2 separate regions of the Mus musculus genome follow, and region 2 is linked to region 1. A link is a loop called in an ENCODE intact Hi-C map of the cell type or tissue named here. Cell type or tissue: left cerebral cortex. All regions are shown on one strand. Each heading gives the region's core, and the rest is flanking DNA. Links, peaks and the distances in the headings are about the cores only.

Region 1 (8,000 bases), core at 1-8,000:
TTGACCTGAAAAAGCCATAAAGGCCTGGAGAGTATTTCTCCCACCAGTAGGGCAGAAGGGCCCCCTGCTGGTGGACTGGCCAACAAATCGAAAGCCTGCTCAGGATATTTACCCTGAGACAAGGACCTATCAATCAGCCCTCTACTCTTTGTTCAAACTGATGAACCTTAAACTGGGGGAAGCACGTTCCTCAAAGACCCAGAAACCCCCAATTATGGAGGAGAGACTTGATTTCCGACAATGCTCTTGGACCTATAATATTTCAAACTCCACAAACTCATCAAAGTTTCAATCAGTCCATCAGTCCCATTTGTACACTCAGTTTCTTTCCAGGGATGTTCATTTCTAAGAGGGTCCCTGGGCTAGCCAGACACCAAGGAGAAGACGAGGAGTCTGCACCAGTGGGAGCACAAGGTCATGTTAAAGTGCTGAAGACTTCTTGATGCCCAAAACCTGCATCCCTAAAGGGAGCTTTAATGGCAAGGAAAATCGGGAATATCCATGAAAACTGAGCTCAGGGTGAATATTTCAGTGTTTAAGCAAAACTGATTTATTTTCTCTGTCCCAAATGAATGAACATGATTTTGTTTTCATTAGTTTGTTCTCAGAGAATGTTCAGTAAGTGTTCAATGCATGAAGGCTGTAAGAATTTAAACGTGCTCACTGGAGTTGGTGTCTGCTTCTCTCCAGAGGGAACAACTTTGGTTGTGGCTACCTCTAACCGGGCTGGAGGCCAGATGTTATAGGGGCATTCCCTCAGTGGTCTGCACCCAATGTTCTTTCTCACTTCCTTTAATGCCCTCTGATTCCACCGTGAAAACTATCTCCTTCCCCAACCACCACACACAGAATCAGGATGTGCATTGACCAAGCTGGCAGGACATTTGACACTGGCTGAGTGTGGCATAGGAGCCTTAAGCCCTCTTCCTTTGACTGTCTAGACAGACCCCTCTTGGGGGCTGGGGCTGTTCAAAGTCACCTGTATTAAGTGAGGTCTCTAGGATCTCCCTCGCTCCTTTCTATTCATGAGTGCACATCTGTTCCACTCACTAACTCTTTGGTATAAGCCAGTCTCATAGCTCTACTGTTGTGATCATGCCATGGCACAAATGTTTGCCATTCAGCATTGGAAAGATTCCTGGCACTTCCACTTATAGTGCATTGAGCTTATAATGGGAAATAGACCACCATATACAACTTTGTCTGCAACATGGCAGCCTCAGCTCAGGGGATAGCCAAAAGGGCCACCTCTAACATAGTGTTTTCACTTTTCTCATGCTAGATGGATGGAGTGGAACCCCGGCTTCCCTTTGAGTATTGATGCCAAATGCCACAAGGATCTGCCCCGAGATATCCAGTTTGATAGTGAAAAAGGAGTGGACTTTGTTCTGAACTACTCAAAAGCGTAAGTTTTAAGAACTTCAGGGTATGAGTGGCTCATCTGATAGCTGGGGATGGGAGAGTGTTAGGACTTCAGGACCACAAAGAAAGAGCACACCATTCCACCTCAAGTGTCTGGACCAGGAAAGCTGTACTCTTGATCAGAAGGGCAGCCATACACCAAGACAGACATTGTATTTGCTTATTCTAACTCAGGTAGTGTCTGTATTCTCCCCATTGACTGGGATCCAATTCACGGCCTTAATGAGCCAACCTGAACAGAATTGGTACACAAGAAATGAAGGAAGGGGAAAAGGGTCACTGATCCAGGTCATCAAATGCCTAGAATACAGCAATGGACCTTGGTGTAAATAAAGATTTCGTTGGGGAAGGGGAAATTAAAGCATTTCCATAGAAGTCCAAGGTTATTTGGGGAGGGATGGTAAAATGAGTTTAATTCCTTGTCCTGAAGGCAAGTTGTAGAGCATCTGATAGAAAAGACTCGTATTTGTTCTTTCTTATAGTAGGAAAGGCCTTTTTTATAGGACTTGGGCTGGGGGAGCAGTTCAGCTGAACACCATTCCCCATGCGTTTGCTCTACCCAGGCCAGGAGGTAGTCTCTCATCGAACAGTTGCAAGATGACTTATATCTAAACAGCCTTGACCCAAAAGTCTTCTAGCACCTACAGCCCCGTGCTTTCAGCTAAAAGCAGAGGCTGTTCTTACTTACAACACTCCATCTCCACTTCCAGTTCACTCCTGTGGCCAGTCCATCAGAAGATGGAGTCCAGACTGATGCCAAGAGGCAGGTTCCACAGTAACAGTGACTCAGATGACACTGTTGGTCCCATGACTTAGATTCTTGTTCATTTGTCTTAAGGACCCCATGAAGTAGGCATATGTGTTTATCACTGTTCTGGTGCTGTGAAGAGACACTAAGACCAAAGCAATTCTTATAAAAGAAAGCATTTAAGTGGGAGCTTGCTCACAGTTCCAGAGGTTAAGTTCATTATCATCCTGGTGGGGAGCACGGTGGCACACACGATGCTGGAGAAGTAGCTCAGAACTTTACATGCTGAACCACAGGCAGACACAGAGAAAGACCTGGATCAGGTGTAGGCTTTTGAAACCTCAAAGCCCAACCCCAGTTTCCTCCAACAAGGACACATCTATTCCAACAAGGCAACATCTCCTAATCCTTTTAATCCTTTCAAATAGGCCCATTCCCTGATGACTAAGCATTCAAATATAGGAGCCTATGGGGGCCATCCAAGCACCATAGGACATATTGTCCTCTCTGCAGTTGAGGAACCGAGAAGGAATAAGAAGGTTGAGGACCTTGCCTAAAGTCCTTTGCTAATAAACAACAGAGACACTCAACTCTGGGTTACATGTCTGCACTAGAGTTGCTGCAGGATGCCAGCACAACCATGGATACTCTGTCAAAGAGTAGACTCTTTCAGCACCAGACCAAGGTTAGCAAGGACACCTTTGATGTTATACTTTGACTCTTAGAGAACTTTTATACTCATACAAACCTAGAAAACCCTAAACTCTTGAAGCCCAACTGAGCCTTATACTCCCCCAGGAACTTTTAGCACTTCCCAGCACACAGCACATCCACAGACAAGTCTCAGAGAGAAGGACTTGGCTACCTACACACCCAACAGGCAGCCAGGGCTGAGGACCACAAATCAGTCTGCTCCATCTGGGTGTTTTCACAGCTATTGTTGGTCATTTCTAGGTAAGGAAATCAAGAGTCCAGTGGGTTAAGATAAAGTAATTTACATATATATATTCCCATACATAAATAGATGATTTATATATAAACTAACTCTGGTGACCTGAATGAGAAATGACCCTGTAAGCTTGAGTATATGAACACTTAGTACCCAGTTGGTGCTGGCTTTAGAGGCATGAAGGATGCAAGAATGAAGGGATTGTGGAGTCTTCCCCCATGGTTTTAGAAAGCCACTAAGGCAAGGCACTGTGTGGTACGGATGTCCCTGTGTGAAGACCACAAGAGCAAGAGGCTCTGAGAGGCTATTGATCAAGCTATACAAGTGTGGCCTTGGCTGCAGTGGAGACACCAAGAGATTGGAGGTGTCAGAGCTGAGAGATACATACATAGGAGAGCTGCTCACATAGATTGGAATCAGCCAAAGAGAGAAATATATGTTGTAGTCAGCAAAGTTGGAAGGGAAGAGCCATTTAAGCCCTTTGACAATAGGCATAGGGCTAAAGGATTTGGAGTGTGCCCTGCTGGGTTTCAGTCTTGCTTTCATCCAGTATTTCCTCTCTATTCCTGCTTTCCTCTCTTGTGGAACGGTAATGTATATTCTTTGTGGAAGTATGTAGTTTTTTTTTTTAAATGGGGGTTATAATTAAGAGATTGCCTAGAGTCTCAGAAGAGACTTTAACACAGAACTGAGCTTGCAAGACTCTGGGGACATCTGCAGTTGGACTAAAAGATTTTGAATTATGATATGGCACAAACCTACAGGGAACCAGGAGTTGAGTGTGGTTTAAGTGAGAAATGTCTATAGAACTGGCGTAGGTAATATTTGGTGCTCTATTTGGGAAAGTTTAGGACGGGCAGCCTTGCTGCAGAAAGAATGAACTAGGGGCAGGTTTTTAAAGTTTAAAGTCTTGCCCCATTTATCATTTGTGCTCTGCAAAGGAATGAATGAACACATGCAGAGGTGGGATTCAGAGACATTCCAGAGGGCATAGGCCTGGTCTCTTACACAGCTGGGGTGCAGTAGGAAGAGCGTCTGCCACAGGATAAGTTCTATCCTGGTCCCACAAGGCCAGCACCTACCTCTTGGAACTGCCTGGGCTATGAGGAGGTTCCCAAGTATGAAGTAAAAACACTCTGCGATGGCATAGTGGGTGGGCAAGGTGACCTGTCCCCTGGTTTGCAGGATGGAGAACCTGTTCATCAACCGCTTCATGCACATGTTCCAGTCTTCCTGGCACGACTTTGCTGACTTTGAGAAAATCTTCGTCAAAATCAGCAACACTATATCTGGTAAGAGGGTTCTGTGGACGGGAGAGTTTATTTTTCTGTCTGAGACTTGCAAACATCCAACCCATGCACCCCCTCGACATCATCTCACCAGAAGTGTCAAGGCCAATGGGACTTTTTCTTTACATACATAAATCATTTGTGGCTCTTCTGCTCAGACCCGAGGCAGGACTGGGCTACATCAACCTAGCATTGGAGGCTGAAATGATGGCTGAGCAATTCTGCTCTTGCAAAAGACTCAAGTGCAGTTTCAAACATCCACACTGGGTGGCTCACAACCACCACTAACTTCAGCTACAGGGCATCCAAAGTCTCTGGTCTCTGGAGACACATGTGCATGAGTGTGTGTGTGTGCTCACACACACACACACACACACACACACACACACACACACACACACTTAATAGTAGTAAAAACAAAATTTACAGCAATGGGGTCCTTAAGACCAAAGTTCATTTAGTTGGAGCCCTGGCACTGTCCTGGACAGTAATAGATGGAGAGTCATGACAGCCATCACTCTTCCAAGAGGCAGGAATGGTTAAAGATGCTGACCTCAGAACAAGGGATCAACATTCTCCCCTCTCTTTTCATGCTGGGCGGAAGGACCGGAAACCTTGAGAAGAGCAAGTGCCTGGAAATCTTACTGTTCACTAAGGCATAGCTCTAGGAAAACTAGCTCTATAGCCTGACTCAGCAATGAGTAGGGACACAGCAAGTAGGGACATGGCAAGTGAGAAGATCCCGATACCTACAAAGATTTGTCCTCCTGCAGGATCGTGGGATCCTGCCCAGCGGTCCTATCTAGAGGTCATTCTCTCCACAGAGCGAGTCAAGAACCACTGGCAGGAAGACCTCATGTTTGGCTACCAGTTCCTGAATGGCTGCAACCCAGTACTCATCAAGCGCTGCACAGCGTTGCCCCCGAAGCTCCCAGTGACCACAGAGATGGTGGAGTGCAGCCTAGAGCGGCAGCTCAGTTTAGAACAGGAAGTACAGGTAGGCCAGCTTGCTGAAGACCTAGTCTTTCCACAGTAGCCACTTCCTGCTGTCCAATGCTTGCTGGTCCCCAGACTTTTACTGGCTTGTCTGGTTGATTGATTGTGTGAAATCAGTAGTTTCTTCATTTTTCTGGCTGCAGCATCCAGGAGGATCTTGGGCACTGTGCAAGCCACATGCAGTCACAGGAGGGGCTGCATCTACACAATCCTCACATCTGCAAACACAGTGTCAGTGTTGTGTTCAATGTCCATATCAATAATTACTTGACATTCCCTGTGATAGGTGTGTTCTACACATAGTCACCCAACTGTCATCTGCTTTGCAAAGGTGAGGAAACTAGAGAAAGAAGTAGACTTTGTGTAGGTAGAACTTACTGCTAATTAGAAACATAGGCACTACCTGTCCCTCACACACTTTCCCAAGCCAGTCTTTCCTGACTTTCACTTGCAGGCTCAAGCCCTCATCCCCAGTTCCAAGGCTGATCTTGTCTTGAGTCGGATAGAGTTTAAACCAAATCGGCTTGCATCTGATGGAATCTTCCAGGCATTACCGTGCTAGATTTTATTTTGCTTGCTGAGAGTCCCAACAACCCTCAGCATACTCCCATCTCCCCATTGCAGCTAGCACCACTGGGCCTCCATCTCCAGCTGTTCATGTAACCTCCATTGCCTCTGTTCACCCTGTCTAGGTACCCAGCCCACATGGAGACTCCAAACACATACCATTCAGGCCTAACTTCCTGCCTACATGACTTTGGGGGTTACTTAACCAACTGAAGTTGGGGTCCTGATCCACATGGAAAGTCCTTCCCCACTCATCAGGACCTTCATGGGATCTGACATATTTCTAGGCATGCAGACAGCCAGCAACAACAACTCCTTACACCCACCCCATGCACAGAAATAAGCATGTCTTAGAACTAAGAGGGACCTAAACCTCTGCAATTGCCCCTAGCTACCCAGAAGTAGGACCTTGCCTGTTCTCCAAGACAAGCCCCCTACCAACTCCAGGGGAGGTGGCTTATGGGTTATCTTCACTTTGAGCTGACCCATCAAACACATGATAGTGATGATGTTCTGCTGTGGTTTAGATCATGAGGCAATAATCTAACAATCTAACAGCCACTCCTGATTAGACTCAGACTGACTACCTTGTCTCTTATACTGTCACCAACTAACACACCAGAACAGTTCACAGGGCCCTCCATCATTCTTGACACCTTTCTTTGACAGCCTCAGTGACATGTTAAACACCAAGCCCACGAGTTGCTTTGTTTACAGTATTGAGAAGTGGCCCCAGAGCCTCACATGTCTTAGAAAGCCCTCTTCCACTGAGCTATATTACCAACCCCTAAATATTTTTTAAAAATATTTTCCAGTGAAATTTGGTTTTGGAACATGATTGGAAGAACCTTTCAAGGACCCTTTTCCCCCCATATATGCAGAGAGTAGCCCCCCCCCCCCATCTCTTCCTTTCCAGGAGAACCCTGTCCTGGATGACAATGGCTAGTTTGCCCAGTGTTGAACTTGATCTAAATGAAGTCCTCCAGCTGCATCTGCATGTCTGACTTCTCCTCTCTCACTCTCAGAGTGGTCTTTCCGCTTCTTTCCTGAGCATTAAGCAGCTTTCAGGCACAATGAACCTGAGTCAGTTGTGGCCAGTCTTTCATTTTAGCTTTGAAAATAATTAGAAAGCAGAAAATAAATATGTAAGCCAGCTTTGGAGCTGGAGAACCAGACCCATGCATTCTGAATTCCATTTGTACCCAAAGCTTTAGGGTAAAAGCCTGGGTTCCCGAGGCCCAGATAGACTAGGTTTGGCCACCCAGCCCCACACACAAACAAAAGAGATAGGTAGAAAGGGAAAAAACAGAGATTTAATCAATATGGACACACAGGGGGAAGAGATAATGAGGTCCAGTGACCCCCTAAATCCATCTTGGGGCACTGTCATGAGTTTTAAGTTTAAATAGAAGAAGTTCTGGCCTAGGGGACAAGATGTGGCTAAATAAGAAGTCCCAGTCTTTTTGACCTATTTTTTGATACTGCAAGTATCAAACAATAGCAAGTCTTCATTACTGATTGAACATACGGATCTAGTTTCCACAAGATTACTTCTGCCCCAGGCTCTGTAGTATTGCTATCCTGGTACAAGTGTGTGTGTGTGTGTGTGTGTGTATCTGTCTGTCTGTCCTGGTAGGTGTTACCTGTTTACCTGTTTCTGGGACACAAGACTGTGACATATTTTAAATTTTTGCAGCAAATATTTTGGTTCAAATAAACCTCTGAACCATGAAGGAGGAAGCTCAGAACTTCTGTTCTATATGATACATGAATGGATCACTGCAGAAACATTCCTGTGTTGAATGTAAATGTAAAATGTATTATGTTAATATACTGCAGGAGAGAATGAGGGCTTACCTTTGTACCCTTGGCCTTGAAGAGAGGAAAGTAGGTTAGACAGACTCTTCCAGTGACCAGCAGGCTGACTTGCAGAGTCTGCAGGGGTGTGACAAAGGCAGGAGTAGCAGGCTGTCGTCCTGCATTTAGTTACTACGTGGTCACATGAAGAATCGTCCACTCTTACTAAAAC
Region 2 (8,647 bases), core at 313-8,312, 160 kb after region 1:
GCTTTCCTTTAAGTGCTATATTATATTCTACTGTGTGTATGCATTAGTTTCATTTATCCATTATCCTGAGAAATATCTTACATTCCCCATTTTCTGACAATTATGAAGCAAAACTGTACACAGGTTATAAAGTTTAAAAAACTTATTTAGGCTAGATTTTAAAGCGAGTATTTTCAGCCTTTTGTGCACATGTGTATACATTGTGTGCATGTATATATTTGCATGTGGAGACCAGCAGTCAACATCAGATGGCCTCCTCTATCACTTTCCACTTTATATTCTCTTTTAAGATTTATTTAAGTGTATGATACCCTGTAGCTTTCTTCTACACCAGAAGAGGGCATCAGATCCTATTACAGATGGTTGTGAGCCACCATGTGGTTGTTAGGAATTGAACTCAGGACCTCTAGAAGAGCAGTCAGTGCTCTTAACCACTGAGTCAGAGCTCCAGCCCCATTTTATATTCTTAAGGTGTCACTGATCTGCTCATCCACTCAGCTTGACTGGCAAGGCGAGGGCTCCTCCTGCCAACCCTCAGAGGACAGGTGCACACTGCTGTGCCTAGCTTTTTCCGGTAAGTGCTGGGGATCCAAGCTAGGCTCTTCATGCTTGTGTAGTTAACACTTTACCTTCAACAGCTGAGCCAAACCCACAGCCCCATTGTGCTTGTTTCTCTTTTAAAGAAACTGCCACACAATATGCCAAGGTAGTGAAACCACCAGTGACTCAGGAGTTCCTGTTACCCCAGGCCATCACAGGGTTTTGCACTGTCAGTCTTCCGGGTTTTGGCTTCAAGGGGCAGTTTCCTAATGACCTGGGATGTCAGCACAGCTATCCTTTGAAAATGTAAACTGATCCTATTATTTCTAGCTCAAGGCCCTATCATGGCTTCCACCATCTGTCCAACAATGTTCAAACTCCTTAGAAAGACTTCCCAGCATGCATATTTCATCTCCCAGCCATGCTCACTTACCCGCACTCCCCCAGCAATGCCTGCGCTCCTTGTACCTCTACTCATAGCTTACTCATAGTCTTAGAGCTCCCGCTTTGTCCTACTCAGGCCAACTCCTCCCAGGCTTCCTGAGAAGCTACCAATCGGCTTTCAAAGCTCAGCTCCGCGGAGAGGGGCACACTTCAAAGAGAATGCCTGCTTATAATGCAAAGCCTGCCTAGTAACCAGACACCTCTCCCCAGAGCCGCGGCTCCAATACCAAGGATCCCACAACATCTTTCATGCTTACTATCTTTTCCACCCATGATACCCATCAAAACTGGACTGTTTCTGTGTCTGTCACCCGTGCTGGTAAACTACAAGCGTTGTAAGGGAGGGACAATGTCTCTATCACTCACTTCAGCCGTCTGCACACATTAGCGTGCATTAAAGGTTGTTCAATGAAATTCAATTCAAAACAACTCCCTTTCTCCACTAATCCTTAGATTAGAGAAAATTAACAGTCAACTATATAGTCATAGAAATGGCACAGTGATTATACTGTGGAGGGATACTGGTTTCCTCTGGAGTCACATTCTGATTCACTACGCCAGAATTCTTATAAATCATGATGAACACGTATACACAGATACTTCTACTGTAGAGGGGAGTTTTCATAGTTCTAATATAAAACATTCTTAGGAAGCTTGAATTATGCAGATAGCTAACGCTCCTTTAAAAAAAAAAAAACGGCATCACAGGAAGAAACATTGTTGCTAAGAGCACAGTTGTTCTGAGTGGAGTTGCACAACATATGAACTAATGAGAAACAAACAACAGCAGCAACACAAGGACTGTGCTCCCAGTACTGTGGGTCAGAGCTGCAAGAGTACACTACGCAACAGTGGTACTGTTTGTATTTCACTACTCACTCTTACATCACTCATGGTAAATGTGAAGCCAGGTGATAGGGTATTTCCTAGCACATATTAGGCCCTGGGCTCAATCTGCAATTTCACAAAAACAAAACAAAACAACAGCATTATAAGAAGAAAAAGAAAAAAAAAACAGCATTATAGTGAAATACGCATAGGCAACATGTAATCCTTCAATGCACAGATCTGAAATGAGACTAACGTGCCTATAAGTAGAAGAAAATCAGCACAGCAGTAGGTGCATCATCAGTGGTACAAGAACTCCCAAATGAAGTTTGGTCCCAGTTAGTGGCATAATTTCCAATACACAAAAAGAACCGAGGGTGGTGACCATATCTGAAAGCAATTGTGTTGCATACTTTTTTGTTTGGTTGGTTGGTTGGGTTTTTGTTTTTGTTTTTTTCGAGACAGGGTTTCTCTGTATAGCCCTGGCTGTCCAGCCCTGGCTGTCCTGGAACTCACTTTGTAGACCAGGCTGGCCTCGAACTCAGAAATCCGCCTGCCTCTGCCTCCCGAGTGCTGGGATTAAAGGTGTGCGCCACCACGCCCGGCTGTGTCATACTTCTCAGCAAAGGAAATTAATGTAACAAGACAAAAGGTTGTGCTGGCCGGCTAAACCACAGCAGAATATTACATGGCCTAGTGGAAGCTCAAGTGGGCCAATGACCTAGCGTACTAAAACTGGGTCCATTGAGGCCTGCAAGCATCCTCAAAGTGGCCCGTGGTATGCATGAATGAGCACTGGAAAACCAATTGACAATAAAAACGTATAGTGATGTTTAATAATATAAGTAAATAAAACGATGATTAAATTGCTAATTTATCTTGAAAACTGTTAGAGAAAAATCAAAGTGAATTTCCAACATTTCTTTCATCTTTTGAAATGTCTAAAACCAACCAACAAAAGCGGCAATAACTGCACTCAAGGGGTAATTTCAGTACCTTGGCCTTTGCTTCCTTCTCGTCCACAGGAACTTAGTCACACGACGAGTTAGTTTTTAATTTTTCCCCCCAACATAAATATACCCACAATATGTTGCAGCCTTTTAAAAAGGTGACTCTTGTCCTTTTACAGATGTGTGAAAATCGAGCTACAGATTAGAACCACACTCTGGCCTAGGAGCGATGCACAAGTGCGGGGGTGCTGCCCTGGGGCCACAACCAGCAGGGACCACACTCAGACCCAAAGTCGGGTCAGCAGCACCCCGAGCCACGGGTACGACCAATTTGTCCGTGAGTCCGTAGGCAGAGAAGCACGGGTGTGACCAGGCTGCAGCTGAGGCGGGCGCACCGGGGCAGCGAAGACGCAGCAGGCCCTTCCACCACCCGCCCTCCCTCCGGGCCGCGCCGCGCCCCGCCCCGCCGCGCCCCTCACCCGCTCGCCCTCCGGTGGTCGCGTCCGCCCGCTCGCTCGCTCGCCTGCCCGCAGGCGGATAGGAGTTCGCGCGCCCGAGACGCCGGCCTACGCTGGCCCGCGAAGCTCCGGTCCCGCCCTTTGTGACACCGCTCACCAATCGCCGATCAGCGCTGCCGACGCCCTCCAATCAGCTCGCGAGGGGCGGGGCCTAGTCTTCCGCGGCTGGCGGTTGCTCGGACGCCGGGGTCGCACGGGCTTTCAGGAAGGGTTGTCGGTTAGAACTGGCCCGTATGTTGACTCTTTATAACTGGTTGCAGGACCCGTCTAGGGCAGGGTAGGAGACTGGAGACGGGGCACAGCGTCTGGGAAGAGCCGGCACCAGAGTGGCTGGGGCACTTCTAAGGTTCTTTGGGGATAGGAGGGTCTTTGGCATTTGTTATTTACTCATGGCCTAGGACACTTAAAAGGATGTCCATGCTAGTCACCCTTTTCTTGTACTCCACGTTCTCCTAACATTTCTGACTCAGTTGTGTCATCTGTAAAATGGGAACATTTCTATATGCCTTTTGCATTTGAGCAACTATTTGAAGATTATAGGTCAAACAGTCTCAACCTGAGCTCAGATCCCGTCCTACTTTTGCTGTGCACCGAGCTGAAGTGGGATATAAACTGACTGGCTTTCTGACTACACATGCCTTCCAACTAGGTTGGGCCCCTGCTGCTTCGGTTCCTTCATAGGAGGTTCAACTCAAGTGTTTTACCAGGAGGACTGCAGAGGACCATGAAAGCGCTCCCTCATAGTCAACTTGCAAAAGAACCCTGGCCCTGATCAGTCTTCTCCCACCCTCTCATTATCCTCCGAGACCTGAGCCACTAGTCTCCACAGTTTCAACTCCTCGGGACTGAGGTAGATGGTATGGTGAGGCCTTTTGTCAGCCTCTTGCTCTTAAACTCAGCCCATGACTGGGCTGATAACTTCCAACTCTATTGAGGCCAGAGCCATGATGGTAACATGAACAGAGCCTAGGAGGACAGTGCCTGCGCAGGACATCGTGATCACTCACAGCACTCACGTGCTCTAGCATCCAGTGGATGCGCTTAAATTTTATTTTTTTAGCTTAACATTTCATAACCTCATCAAACCATACATCACCAGTCATAACCTACCATTTTAAAGGGCAGACAAAAAGGTCTATTCTCAACAACAATCTTGCAATTTTAGTACTGAAACCATTTACAAAGGAGGAAACAAAAGCTATGAGAGGCAAATTTTTGCCTACAGATAAAAAATCCCATTTCCTGTCACTTCTGAATTCTGACTGGGGTAGCCAGATAATGTAGCCATGATGGAGGCTGTGTTCCAATAAAACTTTCTGCACATTATTAAGACAACAGAGGACCACAGTTCCCCTTACAAGATTGCAGACCCACTTTTTGGGAATTCAGTAGAAAGCTCTTCTCATGGGCTTAGAACCCATAAATGCATAACCTTTCACGTGCTAGACCATCACAGCACCCAGACCCACCGACAGAGCAAACCCTTCAGGTCTGGTGCCTGACCACTGCTCGATCTGCACTCCCTGCCCACACATGAAGCCACAAAGCAGTGTCTCCTGTTAGCATGAGCTTCCATGCACTCTTATTAAGTAAGAACAAACCTCTGTGAAGCGTTTATTTTTTATTTGTAATTTTAAGCATAATTAAAATCAATGCAGAAAAATATCAGCTACATTGGGTAAAGGAAGTGAGTGAGTATCTGCTTGTAAGCCCGTGAAGACAGCGTTAGGAGAGCACGTCACTACGTGAAAAACAGAATGGGAGGGTGAACTGTGAAGGCCCCGCATGCTGCGCATGCTCTACTGGCTTCCGAAGGCATTCAGGGGGTCATCAAAAATGCTGGCCACTTTGTGCTCAGATCTTTGTTCAGATGCTGCCTCTGCAGATTGGCTTTTGGGTTTGGATGCTTTAGCCTGGAGGCCAGAGGAGAAAATGTCATCTTTAAAAAGAAAAAAAGAAAGATGTTAAGACAGGCAAACAAGAAAATGGGAACTTGAGACACATGCACACAAACTGTAAAGCCCAATTCTAATAACACACTAAGACCACCAACATCGAAGTCAAACCTCTTAGATTCTGGGCCTGGCTCAGTTGGTGGCACCCAACTTTTGTAAGGACATATGAACGAACATCGGGTTCTTTCTGAACATAAGTTTCTAGCTACAGAAGTGTGTCTGCACTTGAAGTCAGAAACAGGAGGGTGGAGCGGTTCTCCACCTCAGCGAGGGCCTCACCACCTGGAACTGCTCTTTCTCTCTTTCTGCCTTCTTTTCACTCTGGATTTTAAGAAGAGTAAGAATGTACAAACAGAAATCCAATATAGGATGCGCTCAGAGCGCACATCTCAGTGGTAAGAATGGAGTCTGGTTCCACTCATATTAGTGCTTCAGACTCAGCTTAGCTATGCTCTGCTGCTTACCACGTAATTTTATCAGCAGGGTTCTACTGCATCAAATTCATCCTGTGTACGTAAAGACATAATGAAAGACCATGGCATTATCTATATCAAACTAGAGATCTAGATTGTCAATGTGCTAATGGCTAACACAAAGCAGTATTACTCAAAACACTGAAATCAAACACATTTAAACTGACTGGAAGTAGAAAAGGTGCACTTGCTTACTACTATTCCTATGTAAATCACAGTCTTAGAGGATGCACAGCAAACTTAACACTGGCTAGCTTTAAAGCTTTAATCCCTCCACTTAACAAAATGTTCTAAATCGTATGACTGCCACATAAGCATGTATTACAATTTAATAATGAAAGAAAGTCATGCCTGTAACCCCAGCTAAGATCAGGAGTGCACAGCACAGGCAGCCAGGGCCACAGCAAGATCATGTGTCAGAAAATGAACAAAGGAAATAAGCAGCCCAAGTCTCTTGTAACTCTGTGCTGTAAAGACAGACATGTGAGGACGGAGCCCAAAGTCTGCCAGGGAGACAGAGTCAGCGTGGCTCTGCAACTCAAAGCCCAGGCCTGGAGGGACAAAGAGAGGACGTGTGTATTTTGGGCTTCAGTCTGGGTTGACCAACACAGGATGTATCAGGAGGCAAACTTTATAGCTATCAGCATCTGGCTTGCTTGTTAGCTGAGGAGTGGGTACAGCGTGTTCAGATCAGCATCTGGCTTGCTTGTTAGCTGAGGAGTGGGTACAGCGTGTTCAGAAACACAGAGGAACCCAGGGAGCTGCCGAGTCTCACTTGTGACTTCGCGGCACAGCCCTGCTCTCTGTTACTGACCCTCCAGTCTCTTGGCTGCTGTCCCTCATTGTCCAGCTAGAATCCTGACTCAACCAGCTTCATGGCCTGCTGATAGCACATGGAAGAAGTTTCTGATAGACTCTCCTTTGAAAGTCATTGGTGTTGTCAGATGACAGCAGAAGTTAATTTCTTCTTCAGGTCAAGTGCTGAGCACCGTCTTAAACCTTGATACTCACTCAGCATAGCCTATGGCTGCCGCATGAAAATGACTAGTCCACCTACATATCATGTGCTTAGACTAACAGCAAGGAGAACCTACTGGGGAACAAAGTGCAGGAAAGGACCAACATGACTGACAGCAAACAGCCCCCAAGCAGTGGCGTGATCTAGATAAACACTCACCTGTGTCATCATCAAACATGGACTTGGCTGCAACTTTCTTTTTGGACTTTTCTTTGGGTTTTACAGTTAAGTCAGCGAAGATATCAATATTATCATCAAATAAGTTGGGCTCCAAAGTCCTCCCCTTCTCTCTCTTTTTTGGAAAAGGTTTAATTGCTTCCGTAGCAAATATATCATCCTAGTTAAGTCCAAAAACAGTTTATTCTTTGTTGTAAATAAACGCATTTTTAAAACTAAAGTAGTTCAATAATTTATAGAAATGCACTGTCAAGCACAGTCTCCCCTGAGGACTGCAAGACACTCCCCCAGGTCTCTGCAAAACTCACCCTCGCCATCTGCAAATGGCAGCTCTGCAGTGAGGTCCTGAGGGTGGCCTGGAGAGCAGCGTCCCACTGCACCCAGCCACTCTGCCCCACATAATGTTCGTCGTGACATTTCATGCCATCTGAGATCACCTTCACCACCTGCTGCTCAGTTTGGATCTCGGGCCTTGAGATGTCAGGACAGAACACATGCCCTGGCTATCCTGCTGCACGGCGACCACTGTGCTCATAGACACCTGCTGAACAACTACTACAGTTTACTGTCAAAACTCGGCTAGTCAGGGTCCCAACCAGCATCAGCGCTTAAACACACAGCTGTGCCGAGAGAGGTCATACATGTCACAGAATGACATGCCAACAAAGCTGACCACAGCACCATTCTACAAACTCTTTAAAACAGCAAACAAAAAATAATGAAAATCATGTACACATGCTATGCTAATGCTATGCTAATGCTATGCTAATGCTATGCTGGTGCTATGCTAATGCTATATGCTAGTGCTATGCTAATGCTATGCTATGCTATGCTATGCTATGCTATGCTATGCTAAATAAAAAGGCCCAGGGCTTATGCTGTGGTTCCGTACAGCATCTGCCTAACACGTACTGGGTTTTGAGCTCTATCCCCTGCACTACAATAACATTTTTAAAAATAATCCAACACTTATAACAGATTAAAGGCAGCAAGAACTACCCCTGGGGCTGGTGAGATGGCTCAGCAGGTAAGAGCACCCGACTGCTCTTCCAAAGGTCCAGAGTTCAAATGCCAGCAACCACATGGTGGCTCACAACCATCCGTAACGAGATCTGACTCCTTCTTCTGGAGTGTCTGAAGACAGCTACAGTGTACTTACATATAATAAATAATAAATAAATCTTTTTAAAAAATTTTTTAAAAAAGTAAAATAAAGAACTACCCCTGGATGAAACAAACCACTTCAAGTAAATTTTAGGGTTATTAACAAAGAGATCGAATTGTGGTTAATAAGTAGATAAGAGGCATGCACAAAACACACAACATAAACTATAGTTCAAAAAGCCAATCAGCTATTTTCCTTAAAGGCCCAAACATGAAATAATTTGTGTTACCTCAAAGATGTCATGAGTTTTTGACACACTGTCTTGATGGCTGTCAGGTTTCCTCTCATTCTTTTTGCCTCTCGGATCTGCAAAGAGATCCTCCTCATCTTCAAGGAGAGGGAAAGGGTTTCTGTTCTTCGCTGCTCTCGGCTTGACAGACTGGAAAAGATCCTCGGTGCTGCTGCCCTCACTGAGATCAGGAAATGCCAGGCTCTTCTCCTTACGCCCTCCTGACGAGTGGGACGGGGGCTCCCCGGCCATGACGCCTGCTCCCTCCACGGACTGTGATCCTCTGCTCTTGGGAAAGATGTCCCCTGAATCAAACAGGTCAGCCTCGTTTCCAGTCTGAGGCCGAGACT

Evidence for each region. Peaks named below come from ENCODE experiments on the same cell type or tissue, not always from the same donor. Only the 100,000 strongest peaks of a DNase experiment are listed, where the experiment ranks them.
Region 2: it touches region 1 in a loop (4-fold over the local background); 9 of 42 quality-filtered maps call a loop at or near these places.

What each region holds. Positions count from the first base shown.
Region 1 is chr6:116,420,548-116,428,547 of GRCm38, reverse strand. It overlaps Alox5 (arachidonate 5-lipoxygenase), which reads left to right. Exons shown (of 14, transcript NM_009662.2): 4 at 1,283-1,405; 5 at 4,305-4,411; 6 at 5,233-5,405. Gm38880 (a long non-coding RNA gene) reads right to left here. Exons shown (of 5, transcript XR_869387.2): 2 at 7,829-8,000. Among named protein-coding and RNA genes, the nearest start is that of Gm38880, 11 kb to the right of the region's middle. In left cerebral cortex, for the core only: CTCF peaks have their summits at 68 (motif pointing left) and 4,674; a DNase peak (open chromatin) is centred at 4,669.
Region 2 is chr6:116,258,907-116,267,553 of GRCm38, reverse strand. It overlaps Washc2 (WASH complex subunit 2`), which reads right to left. Exons shown (of 31, transcript NM_026585.3): 29 at 8,298-8,647; 30 at 6,886-7,063; 31 at 4,883-5,219. The coding sequence ends at 5,080. Zfand4 (zinc finger, AN1-type domain 4) reads right to left here and starts at 3,335. Exons shown (of 10, transcript NM_001309446.1): 1 at 3,242-3,335. In left cerebral cortex, for the core only: a CTCF peak has its summit at 337 (motif pointing right); DNase peaks (open chromatin) are centred at 1,097, 3,063 and 3,394; H3K4me3 peaks cover 1,283 bases; H3K27ac peaks cover 532 bases.